2 separate regions of the Mus musculus genome follow, and region 1 is linked to region 2. Evidence: chromatin contacts called from ENCODE Hi-C or POLR2A ChIA-PET data. All regions are on one chromosome and are shown on one strand. The core of a region is the stretch at or near the end of the contact, and the rest is flanking DNA. Distances in the headings are between cores, read along the strand shown. Region 1 holds the start of Ppan (peter pan homolog). Region 2 holds the start of Fbxl12 (F-box and leucine-rich repeat protein 12).

What was found. A loop is a pair of places that touch in the nucleus more often than their neighbours do. ChIA-PET counts read pairs that join two places held with the same protein, here RNA polymerase II (POLR2A).
Region 1: POLR2A ChIA-PET joins it to region 2 with 11 read pairs in embryonic stem cell. The contact joins the promoter of Ppan here to the promoter of Fbxl12 in region 2. A Hi-C loop is called at or near these places in 1 of 37 maps with a recorded cell type or tissue (v-Abl transformed pro-B cells). POLR2A ChIA-PET finds 5 or more read pairs at or near these places in 2 of 5 experiments (both embryonic stem cell).

The regions. Positions count from the first base shown.
Region 1 is chr9:20,883,778-20,890,897 of GRCm38, reverse strand. Ppan (peter pan homolog) reads right to left here and starts at 2,723. Exons shown (of 11, transcript NM_145610.2): 1 at 2,581-2,723; 2 at 2,321-2,491; 3 at 1,459-1,560; 4 at 1,214-1,264; 5 at 957-1,127; 6 at 183-259. The coding sequence starts at 2,598. It overlaps LOC115487308 (a small nucleolar RNA gene), which reads right to left and starts at 1,414; the gene lies at 1,330-1,414. It overlaps LOC115487312 (a small nucleolar RNA gene), which reads right to left and starts at 141; the gene lies at 62-141.
Region 2 is chr9:20,637,743-20,644,997 of GRCm38, reverse strand. Fbxl12 (F-box and leucine-rich repeat protein 12) reads left to right here and starts at 2,192. Exons shown (of 3, transcript NM_013911.3): 1 at 2,192-2,794; 2 at 2,902-2,974; 3 at 5,800-7,249. The coding sequence starts at 2,709. The coding sequence ends at 6,621. Ubl5 (ubiquitin-like 5) reads right to left here and starts at 1,662. Exons shown (of 5, transcript NM_025401.4): 1 at 105-1,662.

The DNA of each region.
Region 1 (7,120 bases), core at 1,474-3,973, 250 kb before region 2:
GGCGGGAGTAGGGGGAGAGGTGAATGGTCATGGAGTCCACGGTCAGCTCTCTGCCCTCTCCTGTACATGCATCAGGGCGTTTACTTTGAGTCTGAGCAATCACACAACCTCAGCAGCAGAATTCTCATCAGGTGCACGGGTGTCCCACACTGAGTCCCTCCCTCCCTCTCACCAACACTCACTAGTGTCGGAAGTCCAGCTCTTGGGAGTCAGGGTTGTAGTTAATGAGGAGGCAGCGCTTAATGGTGTTCAGGTTCACCTGGGAGTAGAGGCAAGGGGACCGTGAGCCGCCTGCCTGGGGAACTATGTGCTGAAACCAGGGACCAAGCTGGGAAGGAGTGTAGCTTTCTCCAGCAGTCTGTGTCTGCAGAAGGCACTAGGATGCCTAGTGCAGGTGTTAGGGGCTACTACAACCAGAGTCCTCAGACTGTCTGAAGCACTGGCTAAAGGGGCCACCAAAGCCAACCACCAGACTTAAGACATTGTAAGGAACCTAATCTGAGAAGCACTGATGCCAGGGTTTAGCATCTGAAGCTCTGGAGCCAGGAGCGTACTTGACACTCTAGTCTTCCTAGGTGGCTTATTAGAAAAGACCACAAGTCTAATCCTAGCCTGGTCTAACATACGACCTTGAATCCAGAATAAGGGGCAGAGAAATGGCTTAGTTGGCAGAGTGCCGGCCTACAATGCACAAAGCCCAACACCTTTCAAGGTGTACTAAGCACAGAAGAGATGGAAGATCAGAAGTTCAAGTCCAGCATCAGCCTCAAAGTTGGAGGCCAGCTTGAGATATATGAGACCCTCCTATCAACTCCTAGCCCCGCCTCCGAATTTAACATCAAATCAGTTGCTTTATGCCAAGCGAGTCTCTCCACTCAATGGAGGCGTAACATGTGGTCTGCTCCCCCTCCAACTGTCCAACCCTGGCCCCGGCAGCTGTCACAGATCTGGCCCACCGTGTGCACGTTGATGGACGGGAACAGGTTCTGGAACATGGTGGCCATGAGCTTGATGTGCATGCCCTGGGGGCCGAAGCTGTTGAGCACCAGGAGGGGAGGGTGGTTAAACTGCTGCTCGTGCATCCGGTGTCGGCGCAGGGAAGAGACCACGTCCCGTATCAGTGTATACTGAAAGGAGGGAGAAGAGAGGCTAAGCACCCGTGTGACCAGGGCCCTCCCCAGGCAAGCCGGGCTCTCATATCTACCCTTCTCACCTTGCTGATCTGGAACGTCAAAGTGGGGCCTCCTGGGAGCCGCATCAGCTTCTGCCAAAGAAAGGGTGGGTGAGGGTGCAGGGGTCTGGCTGGCGGGTGGGGCGAGAGAAGGGAAAGCCCTGCTCCTTCACTTCAGAGCGTTTACTTTGAAGCCAGCATCACAAGAGCTCAGGGCAATGGGCTCATCATCAGACAGGAGCAGCTGGGGCTCAGGGAGGGAAAGGGACGGTGTGGCGCGCACTCACCAAGTATACACTGTTATCTGTTTTGGTCAAAATAAGGAAGTGTGTGACCCCCAGGGGGCCAGCCACTGCCACACAGTCCTTCAGGGAGTTCTTCTTTCGAACCTGATAAATGGAGAAAGAAACGGACACAAGGGGCTGGTGAGATGGCTCAGTGGGTAAGAGCACCCGACTGTTCTTCCGAAGGTCCAGAGTTCAAATCCCAGCAACCACATGGTGGCTCACAACCATCTGTAATGAGACCTGAGACCCTCTTCTGGAGTGTCTGAAGACAGCTACAGTGTACTTACATATAATAAATAAATAAATCTTTAAAAAAAAAAAAAAGAAACGGACACAAACATTGAGAGAAGACGTTTAAACGATTATTCTGAGATGGTATTTCTGACCACACACTCCTTTCTGGAGGTATTGGGGTTTTACCTGTACCCCTAAACTATTGCCCCAGCACTCAAAAATACTCTTTAAAAAGTATTTTTTACAAGCCTGTTGGGAGGGACGCAAAGATGGAGGTCAGAGGACTTCAGGAGCTGTTTCACCCCCTCCACTACGTGGGGCACAGGAATTGAACTACAGTTTAACAGCAAGCCCCCTTTCCCACTGAGTCACCTAGCGATTGCCCCCAAAGTATGACTTTCCGTTTTTTACACAAGACCTCACTATGTAACCACAGATGGTCTCTATGGTGATCTTCCCCCTCGATTCTATTCCCGATTTCGCCTGCACACCATTAAGCCTGGGTCAGAGGTGCTGGGGATTCAGCCAAGCCCTCCCACATGGAAGGCAGGCGCTCAGCTTCTGGCCCCAAGTCCTCGCCAAGATGCCGAGCCCCGAACCTGGAGCTGAAGGGCTGAGGGATACAGACCTGCAGGCGGGTAGCGGTGAGAGGTTCCATGACCCGCCGCACATCCAGGCTGAGCTGCCGGACATTGCGACCCGCTCGGCCTCGCGTGAACACGAACGAGTGCGGCTGTGCAGCGTAGGACTCGAGGTTGCGGAGCTGCGCCTGGGCGCGATTGCGCTTCTGATGTCGGGACTGCGGGGACGACAGGCAGGCGGTGAGCGCCCAAGCTTCGGCCGCGACCCCACCAGTGCCCCATGCCCGCCCAGGCCGCCGCGCCTCACCCGCCCGGACTGCCCCATGCTGCCTGCTTCCCCACGAGGCAGCCTCTGTATTCGCTTCCGGCGCACACCGCTCACTTCCGTGCAGGAGACGCAAAGAGGACGGACTTTACGTGGCCAACTTCCGGTGCCACGCGGCTCGTAACTCTTCCCACTTCCTGCGTGCCGGCCAGTGACGTCATCCAACGGTCCTTGGCTCCGGACGGCTTAAAGGACCGAGAATCCTTTCCAGGGGTCTTTATAAAGATGCCGTGGTCCTTTTTGCACAAAAGAGAGGGGCCTCACAATTATTTGAGGGTTCGAGTCCCTATCCTGAACGTTTCGGCAAGCGTACTGCCCCCTTTGTTTGGCCTTTCAGTTTTTTATTCTGAAACAGGATCTCACGCAGCCCACGCTGGCCTGCAACTAACAGAGATCCGCGTGCGTACACTGAGCGCTGGGATTAGAGGCATGTGCCACCCTTCCTGGCTGACTAAACTCACACAGATCCGTGGGCCCGTATCTTCCAAGGACAGGAACTAAAGACTTGTACCACCATGTCCACCCCCTCTCCAAATAGATTGTATTTATTTATTTATTTTTAAATATTTTTTATTACATATTTTCCTCAGTTACATTTCCAATGCTATCCCAAAAGTCCCCCATACCCTCCCCCCCACTTCCCTACCCACCCATTCCCATTTTTTTTTTTTTTTTGGCCCTGGCGTTCCCCTGTACTGGGGCATATACAGTTTGCGTGTCCAATGGGCCTCTCTTTCCAGTGATGGCCGACTAGGCCAATCTGTGGTGGTGCATATGAGGAGATCAGAGGGTCATTTTTAAGAGTTGGTTCTCAGGCTGAAGAGATGGTTCAACGGTTAAGAGCACTGACTGCTCTTCCGAAAGCCCTGAGCTCAAATCCCAGCAACCCCAAGGTGGCTCCCAACCATAATGAGTTCTGACGCCCTCTTCCGGTGTTTCTGAAGACAGTTACAGTGTACTTACATATAATAAATAACTCTTTAAAAAAAGAGTTGGTTCTTTCCTTTTGCCATATGAGGCCTGGAGATGGAGTTCAGATCCTCAGACTTGGTGGTAGGTGTCTCTACTCAACTAAGTCATCTTGCCAGACCTCTAAAATGTTTTAAAATATAATTGTGTTATGCTCATGGGTATTTTGCATGCACAGATGTTTGTGTGTCACTTCTGAAAAAGGAGCTGGAGTTACAGATGGTTGTGAGTTGCCATGTGGGTGCTAGGGATTGAACCTGGGTCCTCTGTAAGAGCAGCTAGTGCTCTTAACCCTGAGCTAGCTCTCCAGGCAATTTTATCGGCCAGTGACGTCAGCTTACCAGTATTGGATTCCCTTATGTTTTTCATTCATCTTTAGTTTGACTCCTTCATTTTCTCTTTCTTCCTTGCATCTATTTCCTTCCTTTGTTCCTGCCCCCACTTCTCTCTCGCTCATTCTTCTGCTAGTCCCATCTGTTGTATCTTAACAGCCATTCCTCTATTCTGAGGCCCTTAACATACCCCCAACTAAGTATCCTGGCACCCTGCCTTCTGTGAATAAAGATGCAGTCCTGATCCTGGGCACAGTGGTCCCTGACACTTGGGGCTCACGCAGTTGTCTGTCAGATCCTGAGGGCCATCTTTGCTCCCCAAAATCCTGTCTGCAGATGGGCAGAAGTGTGGAAACTTCCTCTGGAAGGCAAGCACTCTGAATCTTTCAAACCTTCCTCTCTCCCTTTAACCCCACCCCCCACCCCCATCTCAATTGCAGAACCTTGGGCTCTTCCCAAAAGTCCTTCAGTGAAGGGAAGAGCATTCACCCCAAGGCTTAGCATCTTATGTCCCTTTTAGGATCTCCCTCTGCACCTCCTATTTTGCCTTCCCACCCCATCTGGCTTCCTATTTTTTTTTAAAGAATTATTTTATGTATATGAGTACATTGTAACTGTCTTCAGACATACCAGAGGAGGGCATCAGATCCCATTACAGATGGTTGTGAGCCACCATGTAGACGTTGGGAATTGAACTCAGGACCTCTGGAAGGACAGTCAGTGCTCTTAACCACTGAGCCATCTGGCTTCCTAGCTTCCTATCCTTTCCCCTCCCCTTACAACATTACCACCAACTGTCAGTGTAGCTACACAGGCCCAAACTATTTTCTTTCTTTCTTCCCCTGACTCCCTGGGTTTTTGGAGACAGGGTTTCTTTGTGTAGCCCTGGCTTTTCTGAAATTAGCTCTGTAGACCAGGCTGGCCTTGGTCCCCTCCTGCCTCTGTGTTCTGAGTGCTGGGATCAGAGGCGTGCCCCATCACTGCCTAGTGGCTATCTTCATTTTAAAGTGTGAGCATACACAGGAATGTGAGCACACTCATCCTTCTCTTTTTCTTATTGTTTGAGTCAGGGTTTCATTATGTAGACCAGGCTAGTTTGGAATTCACAGAGATCTATCTGTCTTAGCCTGGAAATTAAGAAGACTAGGCATAAATTTCTCTTTTAAAGAACTGGGCAGGGCTGGAATGATGGCTCAGTGGTTAAGGGCACTGACTGCTCTTCCAAAGGTCCTGAGTTCAAATCCCAGCAACCACATGGTGGCTCAAAACCATCTGTAATGAGATCTGATGCTCTCTTCTGGATGACAGCTGCAGTGTACTTACATATAATAAATAAATAAATAAATAAATCTTTAAAAAAAAGAAGAAGAACTGGGCAGCCAGGTGTGGTGGCGCACATCTTTAATCCCAGCACTCGGGAGGCAGAGGCAGGCGGATTTCTGAGTTCGAGGCCAGCCTGGTCTACAAAGTGAGTTCCAGGACAGCCAGGGCTATACAGAGAAACCCTGTCTCGAAAAACCAAAAAAAAAAAAAAAAAAAAAAAAAAAAAGAACTGGGCAAAATTTTGGGCAAGTCCAGGCCTCAGAAGCTGCCCCACCACCTGGCCTGAGGCAAGGACAATGTCAGCAATAGTTTCCAGACTTCTTCAGCTACTTCCTCAGCAACAGTTTCCAGACCTCCCCAGCAAGTTTCCAGCCCCCACACCCCAGTAATGAGATGTCTATAGAGATGGATCCAATATATTAACAGAGAGGTCACCCAGCCCAGAAATCCCTAATGTGCTTTAAATCAGGCCTGCAAGCTCACTTGGGTGTCTCTCTGTCTTGGTACTGGAGAGACCCCAACATGCTGGACCTCTGCTGAATAAAACACTCTTCGCCTTTACATACTCCTTGAGTCCAGGGTGTCATTCTTCGGCGAATCATGAGCCCTTACACCTGAGTGTTGGGATAAAAGGCATGTACCATCACACCCAGGGAATAGTTCGTGACTGTGGTAGTTTGAAGAAGGCTCATATATTTGAACATTTGGTACCCACTTGGTGGAACAGTTTGGGAAGGATTAGTGGGTGTGACCTTATTGGAGGAGATTCGTCACTTTGTGGATTCAAAAGTGATGTTCTTTTTCTGCCCGTGAGCCAATTCAAGACAGATTAGATTAGATTAAATGCAGATTTCTTGGGAAACTGCTCCCCGGTGGGTTCACTAGCCCCAAGGACTGAGGCCACGGAAGTCACCACATGGGGGGTTGGAGGGAAGGATAAAGAGAGAAAGGGCACAGGGCAGGAAGAGAGAGAAAGTGAAGGGGGTGGGGAGACCAAAATGTGGAGAGCCGTGCCGTGAGCAATCGCCATTATAAGATGGCACTGGCTTCCACTGCGCCTAACTAGTTAACAAGCCTTATGCGCAAGTGCAACAGTGAACTCATGCCTAGTCACTGCCCATCTCGTCGCGTAGTAATGGGGTGATGGGCGAGCAACGAATCAGGAGCTGTCACGCCACATCAGGTGCTGAAACGTCACACTGCGGGCTATATAAGCAGCGCCATTTTCCCGGTTCAGAGTCTTCCCTCCTGATAAGTAAGCAATACAAGCTTTGCCGCAGAAGATTCCAGTTGTCCTGAGTGTTTTCTTGCCGGCGGGGACAAAAGCTCAGGCAATAAGTGGCGCTGAGGAACCCAGGAACTACCATCACACCGGCGCAAGGGAGATCTCTCGTTCGCGGGGCGGAACCAGAACTGCGGGACACATTACAGCTTTACGAGGTATGTCTGGCCTTGAACTTTCTCCAGTGTTAGAAGCCTTTTGTTCCTTTTCACATGTCAACAAGTGGTTAAGGCAGGGCAGAGAATTCTGGACGAAATTCAAGACAGTCTATCAGAGGTAAAGCCGGGAGAGAGAGTAGGAGCAAAGAGGAAACATGGTGCACCAATTAAGCATACAGGCCTTTCCACGGGTCTTGAACCCGAGGAAAAGTTAATGTCAGGGAAGAATACCTGGGGAGAGATTGGAAGGAAGGAGAAGGAAAAAGAAAAGAAAAAAGATCAATCAGCGGAGGTTTCTAGGAGAAGGAACTTATACCCGCCACTAGATGAGTTAAAGCGGCTAGCTCTTAGTAGCTCAGAATCAGATGAAGGACTTAGCTCCTCTGAAGAAATGGACTTGGAGGAGGAAGCAGTTCGTTATAAGGGAGAAAGGTACCAGCAAGATAAAAAGCGAGCTA
Region 2 (7,255 bases), core at 943-3,442:
CAGTCCGGGCCCCAGACTCACCCGGCTTTGCCTCCCGCAACCCCTAGGTTCCCAAGTCTTGGCAGCTTCCCGTGATCTCGGGCCTCTCATTTTAGCCTTCTCACCTCCAATATCCTCGAACCTATCGACGACACAACTCGTAGCTCGAGCGAGGAACCCCGGCCGGAGTTAAGCCTGCAAACAGGAAGCGGAAGTGATATAACGGAACCACCGGCCCTTAGGTGCTTCCGGGTTCCGGGCTAGGATTTGCGATTCTGTTGCGCAGTGTGGATGAGCTGGGACTTGCTAAGAATGGATTTACAGCGGACGTTGGAACTGGTGTTGGAGATTCCTTCATCATGGAAGAAACCTAAAGGATCTCAGCGGCGGGGTGCTCGACTACTCCCAAGCCAGACAATCCTCCTACCGCGGAATCCCGGCTGCAGGTGTGCCGAAATGGAGTCATGCAGGGCCTGTGGCTTTCTGCTTTCATTCAAAGCTCAGCCTCAAACCCTGTGCTTGCTTCCCCGCCCCTGGTCGTAGTGACCGTTTCAGAGACTCCAGGGGTGCAGGCTGCAGTTGATGAAAACTAAGTCGGATCCTGGTTGAGAGGCCATGCATGTTGCGTACCACTCCGCGTGTCCGTGTCCTGCCTGCGAAGATGTTGGAAATAGCATACGGGGAAAGAGCTTTTGCTTTGATTCTTTAATCTTGTTCCAGATTAAAGAATCGCGAGAGCTGGTGGGAGAGGAATCCCTTCTTAAATTCAACCAGTTTTGCCTCTATTGAGCGATTTCTTCTTAGCAGACAGGATTCTTAGCAAGGTAAGCATATATTGACTCAAGAAAAAGAAAAGTCTTACCCAGCGCCTTGTGCTTACCTAATACGACTTATACAAAATTTAATCCTTATGCGTAGGCAGCAAAAGGCATTATTCTTGCTTTCTATTGCGGCTGTGGCCACGCCTCCCTGGCTTGGCCGTCCTGCTGGCCCCTCACTCCCATCCCAGTCACACCTTTCAGTTTCGAATGAAGTCCTGTTCTGTGTCTTTAGTGCTTAGATATGTTCCAGTCTCCCCAATGCCTCGTTTCCGTCCTGAAAAGACTTCTCAGGCTTTACCGGATTCGTTTCCGTCTCGAAAAAAAACTTCTCAGGCTTTAAGTCTCTTGGCATACATACAAGAAAAGTGGTGGGGTTTGTTTTTCTTGTTTTGTTTTGGTATTTGTTTTAGTGTTGGAGGTCGAACCTAGGGCCTGCTAAGCATGCTTACCAGCCAAAGGCTCTCCCACTGAGCTGCACACCCAGTTCCTGGTTTAGCTCTTGTTTCTGTCTCCAGCGATGCTTTTAGGGCCCCCGTCGCTGCTCTTATCCATTCTTCCAGTCATAAGTCTCCCAGCCTGTCCCTTTGTCGCCCAGCCATTCCAAACTTGATTCCATCCCCTATATCGGACCTTGTTCCGCCTAAGCTAGGTTTTACAAGTTTAGTCTTCAGGCGCAATTAGGATCCCTAGTCCTTGAGCCCCTTCCCACACAAGTCATGGTTTCTGGGTTTGTTGCTCTGTTAACTTTTCCCTGCTCAAGTCATGCCTCCTGGGTATACATACGGTCTGGTCGCAGGCTGATCTCTGCCTTGGCAGTAACCCTAAGCCTTTTCCAGCACAAGCCAAACCTCCGCACGCCACTAGTCGCTTAGCTCTAGACGCGCCCCTTGTCTCTTCCTACTGAAGCCACGCCTTCCCATTGTTGTGGACGGCCTCCAATCAGCTCCTCTGCCGCTGGCCACACCCTTCCACTCGGCGGCGCTTTTTCAAATGCTAGTACTTTGGCCTTGTTTGCAACGCCTGCTGCCCTTCGTCTCTGTCTTTTATCCTCTCTCCCAGAGTCCCACTTTGGGAGTTTGCTGCTTTTCCTCTGACTGGCCTCCAGGCCCCCGGGCCCCCGGGCCCCCGGGCCTCCTGGCCCCTGGGCCCCTTGGCCACGCCTCAGGACCACTCCCCGCCCGTCGGAGCCACGCTTTCTAGGCGTGTTGCTTTCTTCATCCCAGCTTGCGTGGGGTCTACCTGCCTCTGCTCGCCACGTCTCCCGGCTATGACTACGCCCTGAGCCCCCTCCTCGCCAGAGTCACGCCTTCTGGGTTGTCTGCTGACCCCATTTGGGTTTGCTGCTTATACTTAGCTCCACCTCATGGCCACGCCCCCGAGGCATTCTTCACCTTCAGCCTTCTGGATTTGCTGTTAGCCTTCCTCTTGGCCCTGGCCACGCCTCGTGCCCCCTCCTCCACCAAGCCACATCCAGGTTTTCCTAGAGTCACGCCTTCTGGGTTGTCTGCGGACCCCTTTTGGGTTTGCTGCTTATACTTAGCTCCACCTTATGGCCACGCCCCCGAGGCACTCGTCACCTCCAGCCTTCTGGGTTTGCTGTTCGTCTTCCTCTTGGCCCTGGCCACGCCTCGTGCCCCCTCCTCTCCCAAGCCACATCCAGGTTTTCCTATTTCCAGTTCCATCCGCTAGCCAAGCCAGTCAGGCCTAGTCAGTCTCTAGTCTTGACCTCTAAACGGTCGTCAGCCCGCGCCTGTCCAGTCCCGGGGCCTCGGGCACTTTCCTAGAAAAGTAGGGATTCTCGGCGGGCCTCTGAAAGTCGCGCCGGTTTGGCCAGTCCGACCACCCCAGCGCTGTCCAGGGAACGCGGCCTCGCCGCCACCGGAAACGGAAGCGTGCGACAGCTGGACCATGGCGACTCTGTTTGACCTCCCAGACTTGGTGCTCTTGGAGATCTTCTCTTACCTCCCTGTCCGGGACCGGATCCGCATCTCCAGGTGCCGCCCCGCTCCTCGGGGGAAAGAGCCGGGCATGGGCTCGGCAGGAGATGCGGATCCGGTCCTAGCGGGCCGGGGTCGTTCTAACGGCCGGTCCACTCCTCCAGGGTCTGTCACCGCTGGAAGAGGCTAGTGGATGACCGGTGGCTATGGCGACACGTCGACCTGACGCTCTACACGGTATGCGGGACCCGGGAGCGGTGCGGGGAGAGCCACCCCCTGCCCTGGGACATGGGGGTGGGGGTTGCTTTATTTTGCTTTCTAGTGTTTGTTTGCTGTTTGTTTTATTTATTTATTTTTGATAGTTTCTTGAGGCTTTTATTTTTCTGGATTTTCGTTGGTGTTGCTTCTTGGGGGGCTGAGGGGGTTGTTTTGAGACAGGGCCTCTAGGCCAGGCTGACTTCAGCTTCCTATGAAGCCGAGGCTGAGCTTGATACCTACCTCGACCTTCTAAATATTGGGATTAGCAGCGTGGGCCCCATGTGTGGTTCCTGTGCTACTGGGAATGCAATTTAGGTTTCTTGAATGCTAGGAAGGAACACCTCTGAGTCACGTACTGGTTTCCAACTAACCACCCCCTGCAACAACCTCCTGAGTGCTGAAGTTACAGCTGTAGGAGAAGGCCCAGGAAGTGTTTGGGTTTTGTTTGTTTGTTTGTTTGTTTGTTTTCTCGAGGAAAAATTTCTCTGTAGCCCTGGCTGACCTGGAATTCTGCTTCTCCAGTGCTGGGACTAAGGGTATGCACCACCATACTCTGCTGGTTTGGTATTTAAGTGAGTTCGTGCTTGGAATTTTTCTGCCTGTCCTAGTGCCAGCCTTTACCTCCCCTTCAATGCTCAGACCTCAGTTTCTCATCTAAGATATGGGGATTAAAAATAATGCTTGTAGGCCAGGCAGTGGTGGCGCAGGCCTTTAATCCCATCCCTTGGGAGGCAGAGGCAGGCAGATTTCTGAGTTCGAGGCCAGCCTGGTCTACAGAGTGAGTTCCAGGACAGCCAGGGCTACACAGAGAAACCCTGTCTGGAAAAACAAAAAAAAGTACCTTCATGTTTCATGTCTGATGTATTGTAGAACTTAGCCAGTATGGCCAGTGTGTGTCTCCAGCATTTAATAAATGCAAGCTTATAGCTTTTCAGTTTTCTAGTTTTGTTGTTTTGGTTTTGAGGTGGGTCTCATGTATCCCAAAATTAGCTTCTAGCTGGCTGTGTAGCCAAGGATGGCAGAAGGTTCTGCTCCTTTTGGTCTTTTCCTCTTGAGTGCTGGGATCACAGGTATGTGCTATCACATAGTTGATGTGGTGCTGAGAACAAAATCCACGTTTGCGTTTGCCAGGCAAGTGCTTCATTAATACAGCCACACCCCCAACCTCTGTTTTTTGGTGTTTTGAGACAGCATCTGTCAATACAAAAATATAACTGTTACCTCAGAATGGAGACGAATTTACTCTGGAGCCAGATATGAGTGACCATGTACAGAGAATACAGTTAGGCTTTCTCAAATATGTGTTTAAATGTAACAGTTCCATGAAAAAATTTTACTACTACCACTACTACTACTACTACTGTTTAAATGTAACAGTTCCATGAAAAAATTTTACTACTACTACTACTTCTTCTCCTCTTCCTCCTCCTCCTCCTCTTCCTCCTCCTCCTCCTCCTCCTCCTCTTCCTCCTCCTCCTCCTCCTCCTCCTCCTCCTCCTCCTCCTTCTTCTTCTTCTTCTTCTTCTTCTTACTATTATTATTGAGACAGGGTTTCTCTGTGTAGCCCTGGCTGTCCTGGAGCTCAATCTGTAGACCAGGCTGGCCTTGAACTCAAGAGTTCTGCCTGTGTCCGCCTTCAAGTGCTGGGACTAATGGAGTGTTTGTACTAACTCCATCCAGCGAAAGTAATAGAATAGAGAAAGTCATAAATTAAGACACTTTTCAAAAGAGCTAGCCATTTCTCTAGCAACTATACAGAATATGTTTAAAAGAGATTTATTTTCTCTGTCAAAAAGTGGTCAAAAATTTTTGTACCATGAGACTGGGTCTAGTACAGGCTTGTTACTACAGAGGTTGAGGGTGGAAGATCATAACTTCAAGTCCAGCCTGGGCAATTTAGCTAGGCTCTACCTTGAAATACAAATCCAGAAAAGGCCCAGAACTGTGACTCTGTGTTAGAATGTTATCCTGGCTCCCATGATTCCCTGGTGTCATCAAAAGTAAGGGTATGCTATGAACTGAGGTACAGCTGAGTTCACAGCATGTCCTTAATATAGTGAGGTCCTAGATTCCATCTCAACATAAGCAAGGAATTACTTGTTCTACCCAGCTTTTCTTTCCTTGCTTTTGTGTAAAATGTACATACAATGAGATGCACTCTACTGTTGCTTGCATAGTTATTTTTGTGTGCATGCACCTAAAGTGCATGAATGAGTATGCATGAGTGCAGATGCATATGTGTACAAGAGCATGTAGAGGCCACACGTCAGTGCAGGGTATCTTCGTCACCCCTCCCCCATCTGCCTCTCTATCGCACACACTCCACAGGTTTGTACCCATGTATGTACTTATAAATTATTTGTTTTCTTTTGTTTGAAACAGGATCTCATTATATAGCCTAAATTTGCTTTGTAGACCAGACTCTGGGATTTAAAGAGAGATCCTCATGTTTCTGTCCTGTTCCCCACCCAACCCAAAGGTGTGCTCCACAATTCCGACTGCTTGTGTTTGTTTTTGAGACAGGGTCTTCCACTGTACTTGGAGCTTTCCAGTTGACTAGACAGGCTGGCCAGAACTCTGGATCCTCCTGCCTCAGCCTCCCTGTGTGCTGGCTGAGATTAAGGCATGAGTCTTGATACCCAGCAAAAGAAACTGTTTAGCTCTAGGAAATGAAGCTCAGAGAGGAGCAGAGTCCCAGGGAGACACCAGAACCCAGGTCCCAGGCGTGTCTGTCACCAGCTAGATGGATCATCTGGGAGCCCCCGTAGCTCTCTCTCAGTCACCCCAATCTCTGGCTCTTACAGATGCGGCCGAAAGTCATGTGGCACCTCCTGCGCCGGTACATGGCGTCCCGGCTCTACTCGTTGCGCATGGGCGGCTACCTGTTTTCTGGCTCTCAGGCCCCACAGCTGTCCCCCGCCTTGATGAGGGCCCTGGGTCAGAAATGCCCCAATCTGAAGCGCCTGTGCCTGCACGTGGCTGACCTGAGCATGGTGCCTATCACCAGCCTTCCTAGCACACTGAGGACCCTGGAGCTGCACAGCTGCGAAATCTCCATGATCTGGTTGCAGAAAGAGCAGGACCCCACGGTGCTGCCTCTGCTGGAATGCATCGTGCTGGACCGAGTGCCGGCCTTTCGCGATGAGCATCTGCAGGGCCTTACCCGATTCCGAGCCCTGCGCTCGCTGGTGCTGGGCGGCACCTACCGGGTCACTGAGACCGGGCTAGATGCCAGCCTGCAGGAGCTCAGCTACCTGCAAAGGCTTGAGGTGCTGGGCTGCACCCTGTCAGCTGACAGCACGCTGCTGGCCATCAGCCGCCACCTTCGAGATGTGCGCAAGATTCGGCTGACCGTTGGGGGCCTCTCAGCCCAGGGCCTGGTCTTCCTGGAGGGAATGCCTGTCCTGGAGAGTTTGTGCTTCCAGGGTCCCCTTATCACCCCAGACATGCCCACACCCACTCAGATTGTGTCCTCCTGCCTCACCATGCCGAAGCTCAGAGTGCTTGAGGTGCAAGGGCTGGGCTGGGAGGGTCAGGAAGCAGAGAAAATCCTGTGCAAGGGCCTGCCCCACTGCATAGTTATTGTTAGGGCTTGTCCCAAAGAATCCATGGATTGGTGGATGTGAGGGCATCACCCATCCATCTCTGGAACCTAGCCTAGCTTGGAGAGTGACCTTATAAGCAAACTGAAGCATGTAAATTCATCAGGCGTGAGGGAACTGGAGGTGTCAAGGAAAGGAAGCTAGGACCTTGGGGCTTCCTGAGCTGGGGTTATCTGTAATCTGGGTCACCTCAGACTTGTCATCAAGCCTCTGGAAGACCCCGTTCACACATTTAGGAATAGGCATCATAGCTACCTCATGATTCATTTTAAAATCTTTAACACCCCTTCCCCTCTTTCTTTTCCAGTACCTGGGACTCAAACCCATGGCCTTAGGTCTGGTAGAGAAGCACTGCTGTGCTGCTGAGCCACCCCAGAGACCTTAGAGAGGGCTCATTTTCAAGTGGAGGTGTGTGGAGTTCAGGGCTCCGAGGTTGGCCTGGTTTTCTACATACATGGTTGAGAGGCATAGAGGGCAGGGGCAAGGGAGCATGCTGTTGGATTGTCCTAGTTTTCTAGAAGGTTCTCAGTCATATTTACTGTATTTTGTATCCTGTCTTTTTCAAGTTTTCTACAGCATATATTTTACTATTAAAGAAAAATAATGTTTTTCAAAGTGTGTTGCACTTATTTAACAAGAGTTGTTCCTTGCCAGAACC